Linked DNA regions of Homo sapiens: all the other regions are linked to region 1. Evidence: chromatin contacts called from ENCODE Hi-C or POLR2A ChIA-PET data. All regions are on one chromosome and are shown on one strand. Each heading gives the region's core, a stretch centred on a gene start or an enhancer-like site at or near the end of the contact. The rest is flanking DNA. Distances are from core to core; before and after follow the strand shown.

Evidence for each region. A loop is a pair of places that touch in the nucleus more often than their neighbours do. ChIA-PET counts read pairs that join two places held with the same protein, here RNA polymerase II (POLR2A). Pooled maps may share reads with other maps.
Region 2: a loop to region 1 is called in a pooled map, with 4 times the contacts of the local background. The contact joins the promoter of IL4I1 here to the promoter of NR1H2 in region 1. A Hi-C loop is called at or near these places in 2 of 50 pooled maps. POLR2A ChIA-PET finds 5 or more read pairs at or near these places in 3 of 52 experiments (T-cell, activated B cell and endothelial cell of umbilical vein).
Region 3: a loop to region 1 is called in a pooled map, with 4 times the contacts of the local background. The contact joins the enhancer-like site here to the promoter of NR1H2 in region 1. A Hi-C loop is called at or near these places in 1 of 168 maps with a recorded cell type or tissue (dorsolateral prefrontal cortex), 3 of 37 single-sample maps with no recorded cell type and 6 of 50 pooled maps. POLR2A ChIA-PET finds 5 or more read pairs at or near these places in 1 of 52 experiments (A673).

Annotation. Positions count from the first base shown.
Region 1 is chr19:50,372,640-50,377,706 of GRCh38, reverse strand. NR1H2 (nuclear receptor subfamily 1 group H member 2) reads right to left here and starts at 1,250. Exons shown (of 10, transcript NM_007121.7): 1 at 1,131-1,250; 2 at 881-988; 3 at 59-120. The coding sequence starts at 101. LOC105372437 (a long non-coding RNA gene) reads right to left here. Exons shown (of 4, transcript XR_007067299.1): 4 at 4,331-4,836. RefSeq lists a silencer at 620-709 and an enhancer at 530-1,341.
Region 2 is chr19:49,893,964-49,899,030 of GRCh38, reverse strand. It overlaps IL4I1 (interleukin 4 induced 1), which reads left to right and starts at 2,144. Exons shown (of 8, transcript NM_152899.2): 1 at 2,144-2,196; 2 at 2,849-2,883; 3 at 2,978-3,216; 4 at 3,851-3,963; 5 at 4,562-4,763. The coding sequence starts at 2,871. RefSeq lists enhancers at 1,035-1,214, 3,609-3,658.
Region 3 is chr19:50,677,452-50,682,518 of GRCh38, reverse strand. All of the region lies in intron 21 of SHANK1 (SH3 and multiple ankyrin repeat domains 1), which reads left to right. Among named protein-coding and RNA genes, the nearest start is that of C19orf81, 31 kb to the right of the region's middle. Within about 2 kb of position 3,023, at least 4 of the 41 ENCODE cell types and tissues checked have a DNase peak (open chromatin) inside an H3K27ac peak, as active enhancers do.

The DNA.
Region 1 (5,067 bases), core at 1-2,500:
GTACAGTGAGCTTCTGCTCGTGTGTGATAAGGGCTGGGTGGGGAAGAGAGTCACTCACCAGGCAGGGGGGTATCCAGGGAACTCGTGGTAGGAGAGGACATGGTGGGGTCACGGAGCAGCCTGTAGAATACAGGGGATTGAGAGCCTTGTGGGGCTAAGAAGGGTTAGGTTAGGTCAGTTACAGGTCCTGACAGGGCTTTCCCTTTTTTTTCCATCTCTCCAAAGACCCTACTCTCAGCCACAACCCTGGTTCCTGCCAGCCTACAAACCCTCCCCATCCTTCTAACAAGACCTGCCCCCTTCTGTTCCACGCCAGCCTTCAGCTTGGTCTTAAGCCCCGCCCCTGCTGTAGGCCCCGCCCCCTCAGGTCCAATCCACCTGCTTTTTCTAGGTAGGGCCCATTCTCCTTTAATCATGCTCTGCCTTCACGGCCTCCATGCCATGTAGTTTCCCCCCACCTCCTCTTCTTAAGACTCTACCTCACTTCTGCCCCAAGCATCCCTATTTCTCATTCTGACCCCACCTCCTCCTACTATGCTCCGCCCTCAACCTTCCAGGTTCAGCCCCTAAAGCCCCCATCATGGGCCTCCCAACACCTTGCCCCGCCCCATATGCATCCCTCCCTCCAAGCCTCACCCCCACAACCTCGCTCCAGGTCCCCATCCCCTCCCATCATGCCCCGCCCCCGCCCCGCCTCCTCCCTTCCTACTGCACCCCCACAACCTCGCTCCAGGCCCCGCCACATCTCCTCCCATCATGCCCCGCCCCCAGCCCCGCCTCCTCCCTTCATGCCCCGCCCCCGCACCGCGCTGCAGGTCCCGCCCCATCACCTCCCATCATGCCCCGCCCCGCCTCCTCCATTCATGCTCCGCCCTCGCACCTCTCTCCAGGTCCCGCCCCTCTCCAAGCAACAGCGGGGGGCGGGGCTCATGGCTGCGCGCGGGGGTCTCGTGGACGGCCTCTCGCGGAGTGAACTACTCCTGTTGCCCTGGAAACAGCCGCGGGAGGCGCGAATTACCGAGGGGAGGAAATGGAAGGAGAGAAGGGGGCAGAGCGGAGTACGCGGGGAGCGCCGAGAAGCCCCGGGTTCGGGGCTCCTCCTGCGTCTCCCCACTCTCGGGTGCACCTACCTGGGTTCCCTTGCTCTGCTTTTCTTCGTCCTCCTCTTTAGCCCCTGACACACCGCCGCTACTCAAATACCCTCAAAAGTAACTTCGCCACTTCTTCCGGCAACCCCGCCCTTGCGTCACGTCCGGAAGAGGGGCGGAGCGTGAAACTTGACGAACTTCCGGTCCGCTTAGGACCAGCCGAAGCTGCTGCCCCGCACGGAAGTTGGAAACTCACCGGAAGTTTACCGGGTAGATCTACTGGGACTTGGCAGAAGAGTTCCGAACCCATTTCCTCGCTTCTTGGGAGCCAAACCTCCAGCCCCGCGCTTTGTGGCTTTAGCTCATTCATGCGCTTCTCTGAGCCTGCGGCCAAACCCTAGCTATAGCTGCTTGTCGCACATGACTGATTTAAGGCACGTTTGCACTTTTTTGGTCGTTACAAGTTTTCTGATTTTGGAGTCGTGCTGCTTGTTAGTTTTATTTATTTTTATTTATTTATTTGGAGAGGTCTCACTCTGTCACCCCAGACTGGAGTGCAGTGGTGTGATCTCAGCTCACTCCAGCCTCTGCGTCCTGGGTTCAAGAGATTCTCTTGCCTCACCCTCCCAAGTAACTGGGATTACAGGCATGTGCCACCACGCCCGGCTCATTTTTTTGTATTTTTAGTAGAGACAGGGTTTCGCCATGTTGGCGAGGCTGGTCTCGAACTCCTGACTTCAAATGATCCGCCTGCCTCGGCCTCCCAAAGTGCTGGGATTACAGGCGTGAGCTGCGGCACCGGGCTTATTTTTACTTTTTTTTTTTTGAGATGGAGTCTCACTCTGTTGCCCAGGCTGGAGTGCAGTGCCGCGATCTCAGCTAACTGCAACTTCCGCCTCCTGGGTTCAAGCGATTCTCCTGCCTCAGCCTCCCTTGTAGCTGGGATTACAGGTGCCCACCACCACGGCCGGCTAATTTTTCTATTTTTAGTAGAGATGGGGTTTCACCATGTTTGCCAGGCTGGTATCGAACTCCTGACCTCAGGCAATCCACCTACCTCGGCCTTCCAGAGTGTTGGGATTACAGGCGTGAGCCGCTGTGCCTGGCCAGATTTGAGATGTCAGAATTTTCTCATTGTTAAAATTTTGCAAAAATGGTTTCAATAACTTGGTGATTGGAAGAATTAAAAAAGCTCAGTCTCGGACCGGGCGCGGTGGCTCACGCCTGTAATCCCAGCACTTTGGGAGGCCGAGGTGGGCAGATCACCTGAGGTCGGGAGTTTGAGATCAGCCTGACCAACATGGAGAAACTCCGTCTCTACTAAAAATACAAAATTAGCCAGGCATGGTGGCGGGCGCCTGTAATCCCAGCTACTCGGGAGAGGCTGAGGCAGGAGAATCGCTTGAACCCAGGAGGCGGAGGTTGCGGTGAGCCGAGGTTGCGGTGAGCCGAGATTGCGCCATTGCACTCCAGTCTGGGTAACAAGAGCGAAACTCCGTCTCAAAAATAAAATGCAATAAAAATAAAGGAATAAAAGAATGGCTACTCCAGGTAGAGCAGCGGCTTGGGCTGTTCACTGTGATTATACTTATAGTTATTTCTTGATTATATACTAAACAACGGGTGGATTATTCATGAGTTTTCCAGGAAAAGGGTAGGCAATTCTCAGAATTGAGGGTTCCTCCCCCGTTTAGACCATATAGGGGAACTTCCTGACGTTGCCATGGCATTTGTAAGCTGTCATCGTGCTGGTGGGTGTGACTTTTAGCATGCTAATGCGTTATAATTAGTGTATAATGAGCCATGAGGACGGCTAGAGGTCACTCTCATCGCCATCTTGGTTTTGCTGGGATCTGGCTGACTTCTTTACTGCATATGCTGTTTTATCAGCAAGCTCTTTGTGACCCGTATCTTGTGCCAACCTCCTATCCTATCTCATCCTGTGACTAAGAATGCCTTAACCTCCTGGGAACGCAGCCCAGTAGGTCTCAGCCTTATTTTACCAAGCTCCTATTCAAGACAGAATCGCTGTGGTTGGAATGCCTCTGACATATGTGTATGCCTTTATAAAAAAGAAATGGGACTATGTGATCCATGCTCTTCTGTAACTTATTATGTCTACTCAGGCCCATCGTTTGAGATTGTGGAATTTTCCACCTAGGGATGTTAGAAGCGAAACAAGTGATTAACATGAGCGTTGGAAATGGCAGAACCTGGTGTCTCTGTCACTTCCTTCCTGTGTAACACTGAGCCCAGTTCCTTAACCTCCCCGTGCCTCAGTTTCCTTGCCTGTAAATTGCAAACAGGAGTGAGAAAGCCGGGCATGGTGGCTCATGCCTGTAATCCCAGCACTTTGGGAGGCCAAGGCAGGTGGATCACCTGAGATCAGGAGTTCGAGACTAGCCTGACCAACTTGCTGAAACCTGGTCTCTACTAAAAATATAAAATTAGCCGGGCATGGTGGCGGGCACCTGTAATCCCAGCTACTCAGGAGGCTGAGGCAGGAGAATTGAACCCGGGAGACAGAGGTTGTGGTGAGCCAAGATCTTGCCATTGCATTCCACCCTGGGCAGCAGGAGCAAAACTGCATCTCAAAAATAAAAAAATAAAGGCAGGGCACGGTGGCTCACGCCTGTAATCCCAGCACTTTGGGAGGCCAAGGCAGGTGGATCACAAGGTCAGGAGTTCAAGACCAGCCTGACCAACACCATGAAACCCCATCTCTACTAAAAAAAATACAAAAAAAATAGCCAGGCGTGGTGGTACGTGCCTGTAATCCCAGCTACTTGGGAGGCTGAGACAGAAGAATCACTTGAACCCAGGAGGCGGAGGTTGCAGTGAGCCGAGAACGCGCCACTGCACTCCAGCCTGGCAACAGAGTAAGACTCCGTCTCAAAATAAATAAATAAATAAACAAATAAATAAAAATAAAAAAATTAAAAAGAGTGAGACAGGAGGCTAGGCACAGTGGTTCATGCCAGTAATCCCAGCATTTTGGAAGGCTGAGGCAGGCAGATCACGATGTCAGGAGATGGAGACCATCCTGGCCAACATGGTGAAACCCCATCTCAACTAAAAATACAAAAATTAGCTGGGCGTGGTGGCACGTGCCTGTAATCCCAACTACTTGGGAGGCTGAGGCAGGAGAATCTCTTGAACCAAGGAGTCAGAGGTTGCAGTGAGCCGAGATCGCGCCACTGCACTCCAGCCTACCGACAGACTGAAACTCTATCTCAAAAAAAAAAAAAAAAAAAAAAAGCGAGACAGGAATAACACAGGGTAGTCACAGGAGAATAGAAAATTCCAGGCAGCAGTTTCACATGACTAGCAAAAGGAAACTGTTGAAATAGTTGCAGCAGGTGGGGGCTGATAAGACTCTTGAAAACCCTAGGTGTGGACCAACCTGGCTAAGACACATTGGACCCAACAAGGCCCTACATATGACCTAGGTCTCACCTAGGACCTCGTTATATGCTCATTAACATAAACACACACCCACCAGCACCAGGACGGTTACAGGAACACCCATATTTGGTGTAAAAGTGGGTGGCACCACAGTTCTCAAAAATCTCCTTTTTCTAGGAATCTTCATGAATATTCCACTCCTTGATTAAAGAAATCCATAGTACATACCTGTAGTCCCAGCTACTCAGGAGACTGAGGCAGGAGAATCGCTGGAACCCGTGAGGCGGAGGTTGCAGTGAGCCAAGATCGTGCCACTGCACTCCAGCCTGGGGACAGAGCAAGACTGTCTCAAAACAAAAAGAGAGAAACCCATTAAGGTAGCAGCCCCAAACCCCCCCTGCAGGAGACTCTCTCTGGAGTCCACCTGTACTCCTCTTTGTTGAGTGTGTACTTTTCACTTTGCAATACATCTTTGTACTTTCAGTATTTTCCCACTTGTCCTCAAGTTCCTTCCCGAGATGGTGTCAAGAGCCTGGACATTGGCTGGGGTGGAGGTCCCACACCAGCATATGGG
Region 2 (5,067 bases), core at 895-3,394, 480 kb after region 1:
GTCGCTGTGAATGAAACTCTGAGACCTAGGCCAAGCCTTTTCCCCTCTCTGTGCCCCAGGGTCCTCCTGTCCCACCCTCTCGCCATCTCCAAGCCTCAGTTTCCTCAACTATCAAATGCAGGCATTGTTGTTGGTTTTTTGTTTGTTTGTTTGTTTGTTTTTGAGACGGAGTCTCACTCTGTCCCCCAGGCTGGAGTGCAGCGGTGCAATCTCGGCTCACTGCAACCTCTGCCTCCCGGGTTCAAGCGATTCTCCTGCCTCAGTGTCCCGAGTAGTTGGGATTACAGGTGTGCACCACCACGCCTGGCTAATTTTTTATATTTTTGGTAGAGACAGGGTTTCATCATTTTGGCCAGGTTGGTCTTGAACTCCTGACCTCAAGTGATCCGCCCACCTCAGCCTCCCAAAGTGCTGGGATTACAGGCGTAAGCCACTGTGCCTGGCCTCAAATGCAGGCATTGTGAGGCTTACGATGGGTGCAAAGCCCTGAGCACCAGGCGGCCTCCAAGGCAGGTGATCGCCATGGGAACATTTTTGTCACTATTTTTTTCTTTTTTAGAGAAAGGGTTTCGCCATCTTGGCCAGGCTGGTCTCGAGCCCCTGGGCTCAAGCAATCCTCCCACCTCGGCCTCCCAAAGTGCTAGGATTACAGCAGTGAGCCTCCGCACCCGGCCCTCATTACTATTTTTTATTTTTATTTTTTATTTTTTGAGATGGAGTCTGGCTCTGTCACCCAGGCTAGAGTGCAGTGGCACGATCTCAGCTCACTGCAACCTCCACCTCTTGGGTTCAAGCAATTCTCCTGTCCCAGCCTCCTGAGTAGTTGGGACTACAGGCGTATGCCACCATGCCCGGCTAATTTTTATATTTTTAGTAGAGACGAGGTTTTGCCATGTTGGCCAGGCTGGTCTTGAACTCCTGACATCAGGTGATCCGCCTGCCTCGACCTCCCAAAGTGCTGGGATTATAGGCGTGAGCCACCCCTGGCCCTCGTCACTATTTTTGCTGACCCAAGCTCTTTCGGTCCCTGAACTCTCCAGCTCTTTGATCATTTCCCTTTGCCACGGCCTCCCGCCCCTGCGTCACATGCCTTGTTACTCACATTCACCCCCCAGCCCCTCCCGGCCATAACCGCATCCCTCTTTGATTTACTGCGGGAGTTTCCCATCTTCCTTCTTGTTAATGCCCTCCAACCCCCACCCAACCCTTGCTGCAGAGAATCTGCCTCCCTCTGGTTTTCCTCCTCACGGAGCCCCTGGCTCCCTCTCCCCCACCCCAAGGAAAGTCCCTGCTATTGTTTCTCCACCCCCACCCACTCCAAGGTGCCGCCCCACTCCCTGCCCTGAGCACTGAGGTGGTTCTTAAAGCAGGGATGGGTGAAGCCTGGGCGCTTCCCTCTGCCGGGTGGTCACTCATAGAACCCCTGAGTGCCCCTGCGGCCACAGCAGCTGGCATTTCCAAAGGAGCAGCTTCCAGTACTACCCCAGGTTCCGGCCACAGAACTTAACCTGGATTCACTCACTTGATCCTAAAACACTGTGACGTCTGTAGACGTCATTTGACAGCTGTAGACGAGAGCCACAGAGGGGAGGGCGGGCTCAGAGCCCACGTCCTGACCCCGGGACCACGGCTGCCAGCCCCACTGCTACACCCATGTAACGGAGGGGGAGACTGAGGCTCTGGGTGGCAAGTGGAGAGGGAAGTGGAACCATGGGGGGCCCTGCAGGACATGGCGACACCTGACGGAGAGGGACTTGGAGGGGAAAGTTGGCCTGGCCCAGGGACCTGTAGCCCCTCTGTCCCCGTGGGAATCAAGGAGGCAGAGAGAGTGCAGGGGAGGATAGAAACAAGTGGCCTGGTGATCAGGGACGGGGGCAAACCGAAGGGGATTCCCCGTTGTTGGCACGGTTACCTGAGCATCTATTTCTGGCCTCCAAACCACCCCAGAACTATCTGGGGCAAAAGGAAGTGAATAGACTGATTAACTTCCTCCAACCCCCTTTCTCCAACCTCAACTAGACTCTGAGCATTGGACCAGAGCAGCTCCAGGAAACCAGTTTCATTTCCCTCGGCCAGTTTCCCAAAAGGAGGGGTGGGCGGGGCTCTGCCAGTTTAAGGGGAGAGAAAGGGCCACAGCAGAGACAGTGGAGGGCAGTGGAGAGGACCGCGCTGTCCTGCTGTCACCAAGAGCTGGAGGTAGTGACACGGCCAGTGGTGGGGGGACAGAGAGACAGGACCCACAGAAATAGGGACTGAGAAGCAGTCAGGAGCTGGGGAGATGAGGAAGAGGGAAAAGAGGCCGGGCGCGGGGGCTCATGCCTGGAATCCCAGCACTTTGGGAGGCCGAGGTGGGTGGATCACCTAAGGTCAGGAGTTCGAGACCAGCCTGGCCAACATGGCGAAACCCCGTCTCTACTAAAAATACAAAAATTAGCCAGGTTTGGTTATGGGTGTCTGTAATCCCAGTTACTTGGGAGGCTGAAGTGGGAGGATTCTTGAACCTGGGAGGCGGAGGTTGCAGTGAGCCAAGATCTTACCACTGCACTCCAGCCTGGATGGCAGAGAAAGACTGTTAAAAAAAAAAGAAAGAAAGGAAAGAAAGAGGGAAAAGAAGAGAAAGAGACAGGAACCCGAGAGAGCTGTGGCAGAGGTGGAGACCGGTGAGGAGGGAGGCAGGGACGGTCCAGGGGACTCTGAAGGAATGGGGTTAGGGGACACAGGTCCAGAGAGCAGGACAGTGACTGGGGGAGGGCCGGCTCTAGCAGCTGGGCAGCCCATGGGAGACAGAGTCAGGCTACAGTGGTCACAGGCCTCAGTCACAACAGCCCTCCCTTCTCCTCCACCCCAGACACCATCTCCCACCGAGAGTCATGGCCCCATTGGGTGAGTAAGCAGGGGAGGGGCTCTGGAACAAGTGAGTAGAACCCCTCTCCCCCGACCTGCCACAACCCCGTTGACCCTGTCCTCCTCCTCCCAGCCCTGCACCTCCTCGTCCTCGTCCCCATCCTCCTCAGCCTGGTGGCCTCCCAGGACTGGAAGGCTGAACGCAGCCAAGACCCCTTCGAGAAATGCATGCAGGATCCTGACTATGAGCAGCTGCTCAAGGTGGTGACCTGGGGGCTCAATCGGACCCTGAAGCCCCAGAGGGTGATTGTGGTTGGCGCTGGTGTGGCCGGGCTGGTGGCCGCCAAGGTGCTCAGCGATGCTGGACACAAGGTGGGAAGCACTGCTTGCAGTCTACCTGGAGTCCCTCCTGCTGCAGGCTGGAGTCCCTGGGCACAGGGACACGGCCGCGTTCCTCCTTGAGGGGGTGGAGGTGGGGATGTGGGGGGAGAGGCTATCTTTCCCTGTAGTCTGGGGGTGAGGCCCAAGCCCCCTGCTGTCACATGTCTCCACTGAGAGGCCCCAGACTTTCCTGTCCCACGTTTTTCATCCCAGAGGGAAGTCTCACTGGCTCAAAGCTCCTCTGTCCTGGGGTGGGGCGCCTGTTGGTGGAGAGGGAAACTCTACCAAGGGGATGTGTGCCCTGAGGTCTAACCACTGACCTACTCACTGCAATCCGAGAATGAGAATGGGCCAGCCCAGGGGCTTCTACGCATATGGGTCATCTCCGAACTCCCCGAGCTGGGAAGTCCCTTTGCAGTCTAGCTGGCAGCCTTCCTCCTGCAGTCTGGAACTGCTCACTCAGTTCTGTTCCCCCACCTCCATACAGAAGGGGACCCTCTCCTAGTCTGGGTCTGGGCCACTGTGGGGATGGAAGAAGGCAGGGGGCTGGCACGGGGTGGTAGAGGGCAGGGGATGGTCAGTGGGTGGAGCTGAAGGGCCCTCCTCGCCCCACGGACTCCCTCAGGTCACCATCCTGGAGGCAGATAACAGGATCGGGGGCCGCATCTTCACCTACCGGGACCAGAACACGGGCTGGATTGGGGAGCTGGGAGCCATGCGCATGCCCAGCTCTCACAGGTGACCTAGCAACCCACCCACCTGTGTGCCTAGACTCAACTAGCCCCCCAGCTCCATGCCCACACCAGAGTGGGCCCGAACTTCCACTCTGACTCCCAAACCCAGCCTCCAACCCCATCCTTCGCCTAATCCTCACCTCAGTCTTGCCTCCAGCGCCAGCCCTGGGCCTCTGGCAACACTCGGGCCACCTGGTCCAACCAGACCTCCAGCTGGCCCTGCCTGGTGCAAAAGCCAGCTCCTGTGCTGGCCCCTCCAGGCCTGCAGCTCCACCATCCCCACACCCTCAGGCACCCCAGCCCCAGGCCCCTTCTTCATCTCAAACCCCCGTCCAACCCAAACTCTGTCCCCCTTCCCAATTCTAATCTGGGCTCTATCCCACTCTTAACCCAATCCTAATCCTGGTACTGCCCTGAGGCCTCCAGCCTTGTCCCCATTTCATTCCCATCCCCCAGCATTGATTACCCCAAATCTAGCCCCACCCCCAGCCTCATGCTGGTCCCCAGCTACTCTCCCCTCCCACCCCTCTTCTCCAAGTCCCACTAGGGACCAGGCCACCCCCACTGGAGCCCGGCCCTCACTCACCCACTCCCCTGATCAGGATCCTCCACAAGCTCTGCCAGGGCCTGGGGCTCAACCTGACCAAGTTCACCCAGTACGACAAGAACACGTGGACGGAGGTGCACGAAGTGAAGCTGCGCAACTATGTGGTGGAGAAGGTGCCCGAGAAGCTGGGCTACGCCTTGCGTCCCCAGGAAAAGGGCCACTCGCCCGAAGACATCTACCAGATGGCTCTCAACCAGGTGGGTACCGCCTGCACCCTCCTCCCGCCCTGACTTCTCTGTCCTCCTCCTAAGCTCGCCCCGGCCCGGCTTTTCTTCTCTCTGGCATCCCTTCAGTCCCCTCCATGGGGTGGGGCGCCTGTTGGTGGAGATGGAAATTCTACCAAGGGGATGTGTGCCATGAGGTCTAACCACTGACCTACTCACTGAAATCCGAGAATGAGAATGGGCCAGCCCAGGGGCTTCTACACATATGGGTCATCTCTCAACTCCCTTCTTTTTTTTTTTTTTTTTTTTTTTTTTGAGATGGAGTCTTACTCTGTCA
Region 3 (5,067 bases), core at 1,774-4,273, 300 kb before region 1:
CTTGGACCATGTTACTTAATTTCTCTGCATCTCAGTTTTCTGTTCTTTAAAATGGGGCTAAAGTGAAACTTGCCCAGTTCTTATGAGGGTTCCATGAGGTTAACTGTAACACAGCAAACTCCCAACAGAAGGTAAACCCCTCAGGATAGAAAACAGGCCAGGCTGGGCCGGGCGCAGTGGCACACACCTATAATCCCAGCACTTTGGGAGGCCAAGGCAGGCAGATCACAAGGGCAACAGATCAAGACCATCCTGGCAAACATAGTGAAACCCCGTCTCTACTAAAAATACAAAAATTAGCTGGGCGTGGTGGTGTGCACCTGTGGTCCCAGCTACTTGGGAGGCTGAGGCAAGAGAATCACTTGAACCCAGGAGATGGAGGTTACAGTGAGCCGAGATCATGCCACTGCACTCCAGCCTGGCAGTAGAGCGAGACTCCGTCTAAAAAAAAAATAGAAAAAAGGAAAAGAAAATAGGCCAGGTACAGTGGTTCACACCTGTAATCCCAACACTTTGGGAGGCCAAGGCAGGAGGATCACTTGAGGCCAGGAGTTCGAGACCAGCCTGGGCAACATAGTGAGACCCTGTCTCTACAAAATATTTAAAAATTAGCCAGTCATGGTGTGTGCCGAGGTGGGAGGATCACTCGAGCAAGGGAGGTCAAAGCTGCAGTGAGCCATGCTTGCGCCACTGAGCTCCAGCCTGGGCAACAGAATGAGACCTGTCTCAATAAATACATAAATTAATTCACTGAAATAAAATAAACTAGAAAGTCCACCATGGCTCACCAGTGATCTCTGTGTATGCCTCCAGAGACCCCGCAACACCAGAGACCCCACAATAGCGTATCAGACTGAGTGTAAATCTCTGATAAACTAATTAGAGCAAGTCCTGTTTTCATTAATTCAACAAATGCGCAGAGCTCCTGTAAAGTGCCAGGCAGCCACAGTTCTAGGTCTACCCTGCACGAACCCAGTTACAGGACAGTCAAGAGCCTAACCCTCAGGGAACTCACCCTCTGAGCTCCAAAGACCTCCACCCCCAGAGGAGCCCAGACACCAGCCAGTAATAAAACCAGCTGCCCACCTGCCCCTGCCTCCTAGAAATGAAACTCACAAGCACTCACCTGAGTTCTGGGAGACCTCCTTTCCCTCTGTGTCCAGAGGACCCATAGTCATTTGCCCTGTACATCCCCCTCGCCTTTTCTTCTCTCACCTCTTGGATCTGTCCCTGGGCCTTCTCCAGGTCCCCCTCTCATGTCGGAGGCTCTCTCTGCCGCCTTCTCTGCTCCTTCCCACCTGCCATCTTTATCTTTCCCGCTCTCTGAGTCAATACAGATGCCCCTTCATGAGGTTTCTGCATCTTGGTGGCCTCTCTCGACGTCTGGTCTTGTTCTCGGTGTCTCGATTTCCCATTCATTTAGGCTCCTCTCCCCTCTTCACCCTGCATCTTCCCTCTGGTCTAGATGCAGTGGGGTGGGGGGTGCAGTACCCCCCGAGGCTTCTTGGATCAGGTCTGCACAAAAGTGAACAAGAGCAAAGCATTGTATAAGACGCCACTATCAGCCAGGCGTGGTGGCTCACGCCTGTAATCCCAGCACTTTGGGAGGCCAAGGCGGGTGGATCACCTGAGGTCAGGAGTTTGAGACCAGCCTGGCCAACAAGGTGAAACCCCGTCGCTACTAAAACTACAAAAATTTGCTGGGTGTGGTGGCGCACGCCTGTTATTCCAGCTACTCGGGAGCATGGGACAGGAGAATCGCTTGAACCTGGGAGGCAGAGGTTGCAGTGAGCCAAGATCGCGCCACTGCACTCCAGCCTGGGTGACAGGGTGCGATTCTGTCTCGGGGAAAAAAAAAAAAAGATGCCACTATCTAAGGACTTGGAAACTGGGAGATTTCAACCCTCTCCAAAGATGCACTTTTGCATATAACCTAGAGGAGGTAGGGACAGCAGGGGCGCGGAGCCCAGCAGATCCACCCTAGGTCAGGGCACCTCTTGGGCTGTCTCCTCCTAGGGCTCTGCTGTCCATCCGCCCCTCGGTATGGCTTTGGCTTTCTCTGGTACTGTCTTTGTCACCCGCCACTGATGCCCGAGGGCTCCCTCGTGCCCCCTCATCTCTCAGTCTGAGACGTCATTGCTCCCTCTCAGTTGCACTCCCCACTTCTGGGGTTCCCTCCTGGGGCTGCGCAGGCCCTCTCTGAGTCAGAGCTGCCCTCCCTCCTTCCTCTCTGGGCTCTTCCTGCTTCCCATGCTTCCCATCGCCCTCTCATTTCCCCTCTCATCTCTCAGTCCTTGTCTCTCCCCCTTCTAGGCCCCATCTCTGTCTGTCGCTCTTCGCCTCTCTCACTCTCCCTATCTTTCTCTTCCCATCCCTCCCTGTTTCCCCACCTCCCTCTCTCCCCCATCTGTCTTTGTCTCTTTGTCTCTGTCTCTCCATCTCTGTCTCTGTGTCTCCTTGTCTCCCTAGCTCTCTCCTTGTCTCTCTATCTCTGTCTCCTCATCTCTGCCATTGTCTCTCTGTCTCTCCATCTCTATCTCCCCATCTCTGCCTTTGTCTCTCTGTCTCTCTATCTCTGTCTCCCTATCTCTGCCTTTGTCTCTGTCTCTGTCTCTCCATCTCTGTCTCTCTCCCCATCTTTGCCTTTGTCTGTCTGTCTCTGTCTCTCTATCTCTGTCTCTCTTTTTCTGTCTCTCTACGTCTGTCTCTGTGTCTCCTTGTCTCCCTCTCTCTGTCTCTGTCTATCTCTGTCCCCCCATCTCTGTCTCTTCAGTTGTCTCCCCGTCCATTCTCTCCCCTATCCCCTCTCAGGGCTGCCTCCTTAGCAGGAGTTCCCCAGCCACTGGTCAGCGGCAGGACATGCGCTGCCACTGAGGCGCCAGACCACGAGGTGACGGAGAACTGGGCCTTTGGGCGGCGGACTGAAGGGGAGTCTGCCCGGCAGCCAGTGACGTCATGCAAGGCTGCGCACTCTGATTGGCTGTCCCTTCTGCGCGGGAGCGAATGCTCCCGTTGGTTGGTGGAGTTCAGGTGCTCCCTGGGGAGTCAGTGCGATGCCCCATCAGATTGTTATGGTTCCTCCGTCAGTCTGACATCTCTCCTGTCACCCTGACCCTTCTTATGTCAAGCTAACCCATTTTTGTCCCTTCTTCTTCCACATGGTGCTGAAGTGTCTTTTGTCAGCTTGCAAATCTGACGAGGCGTCTGTCACTCTGCACCCTCCTCTGTCGGGGACACCCCTCCCCCTCACTCTAACCAGTTCCCTGCCACTCTAAGCCCTCTCCCGTCACCCTGACCCCTTGCCTGTAACCCTGACCCCTCCCCGTCACACTGACACCCCCCCATCACCCTCACCCCTTACCTGTAATGCTTGTAACCCTGACCCCTCCCCATCACCCTGACCCCTCCCCACACCCTGACCCCTCCCCATCACCCTGACCCCTCCCCATCATCTTGACCCCTCCCCATCACCCTGACCCCTCCCCATCACCCTGACCCCTCCCCATCACCCTGACCCCTCCCCACACCCTGACCCCTCCCCACACCCTGACCCCTCCCCATCACCCTGACCCCTCCCCATCATCTTGACCCCTCCCCACACCCTGACCCCTCCCCACACCCTGACCCCTCCCCATCACCCTGACCCCTCCCCACACCCTGACCCCTCCCCATCATCCTGACCCCTCCCCACACCCTGACCCCTCCCCATCATCTTGACCCCTCCCCATCACCCTGACCCCTCCCCATCACCCTGACCTTTCCCCATCACCCTGACCCCTCCGTTTTCCCTTTGACTCCTCCACTGTCTCTCTTTTACCTCTTCTCTCACCCTGACCCCCACCCTGTCACCCTCACCCTTCCCCATCACTCTGACTCCTACTCTGTCACCTGACCCCTTCTCTGTCACATTGACCTCTCCACTGTCCCCCTGACCCTTCCCTGTCATCCTGACCTCTCCCCCATCACCCTGGTCCCTTCCCTGTCACTCTGACCCTTCCACTGTCACATCAACCCCTCCACTGTCACTCGGATCCCTGCCTCATCACCTTCACCCTCACCTGTCACCTGACCCTCGCCTCTCCCTCTGGCCCCCACCACCTGCCCCCGTGCCCCATGCAGGTGTTTCCCTTGCCTTCCTCCCCTCCTCCCAGCTGTCCTCTCCTGCCTGGACTCTGTTCTTGCTGTCCTCTCCAGCCCTGCCCCTCAGCAGTCCCCGTGTGCTTCCTGACTGGTCACACCCCCTTCTCCTGGCTCTTCGTACCCCTCCCATTTTATCTCAGGGTTTTTGAGCCACTCTGACCTCTTTTCTCCGATGCATCTTGAATCTCCTCCTTACTCGCTGGCTGGTCTAGGATAAGGACCTTTTCTCTCTGATCCACGGCCTCTTTCATTATCATCCAAATGGGTATAATCCACCCTAACTCACAGGTGTGAGGATCCAGTGAGGACACATACGAAAAATAGCAGGTAAAATGGCTCACACAAGAGTGTCTCCTTCCACTTGCCACTTCTCTACTGCCTTTATCTTTTGCAAGGTTCTGCTCTCTGATACCACACAGCTGCAGGACGGGACAGAAAGCCAAGCAGAGTATTGGTCTGTGGCTGAAGGAGGTGGGGGAGGGGGTCAGAAAAACATTCAGCAAAGTGGAGAAGGATTGAGCAGGCTGAGAAGCGCTTAGAGAAGAGCAGCATGGCAGGAAATCCGTCAAAGCAGGGATGCCTTCAGGCGACACCTCCTGAAGCCTGCTTGGAGCTGGCCCTGTGCTGTTTGATGGGGATGTTCAGAGGAACAGGCTGGGGTTTTGCCCTGGAGTTGCTCGCCACATCTTGTCAGGGTGTCTTGTATTGCTTCCAATGAGTTCTTCCTTCTACAAATATTTATTGAGCACCTACTATATCCTGGACCTGCTGCTGGGCTCTCAAGGTATAAGAGTGAATCAGTCAAACAAAGTAACTTCCTTTAGAGAATTTACATTTGAAAGAGGAGACTAGCAGAATTGGGTTCTGCTGCACCTGAGGGAGAAAAAGCAAATAATGGTGGCTTGACCAAGAAAAATGCTTTTATCT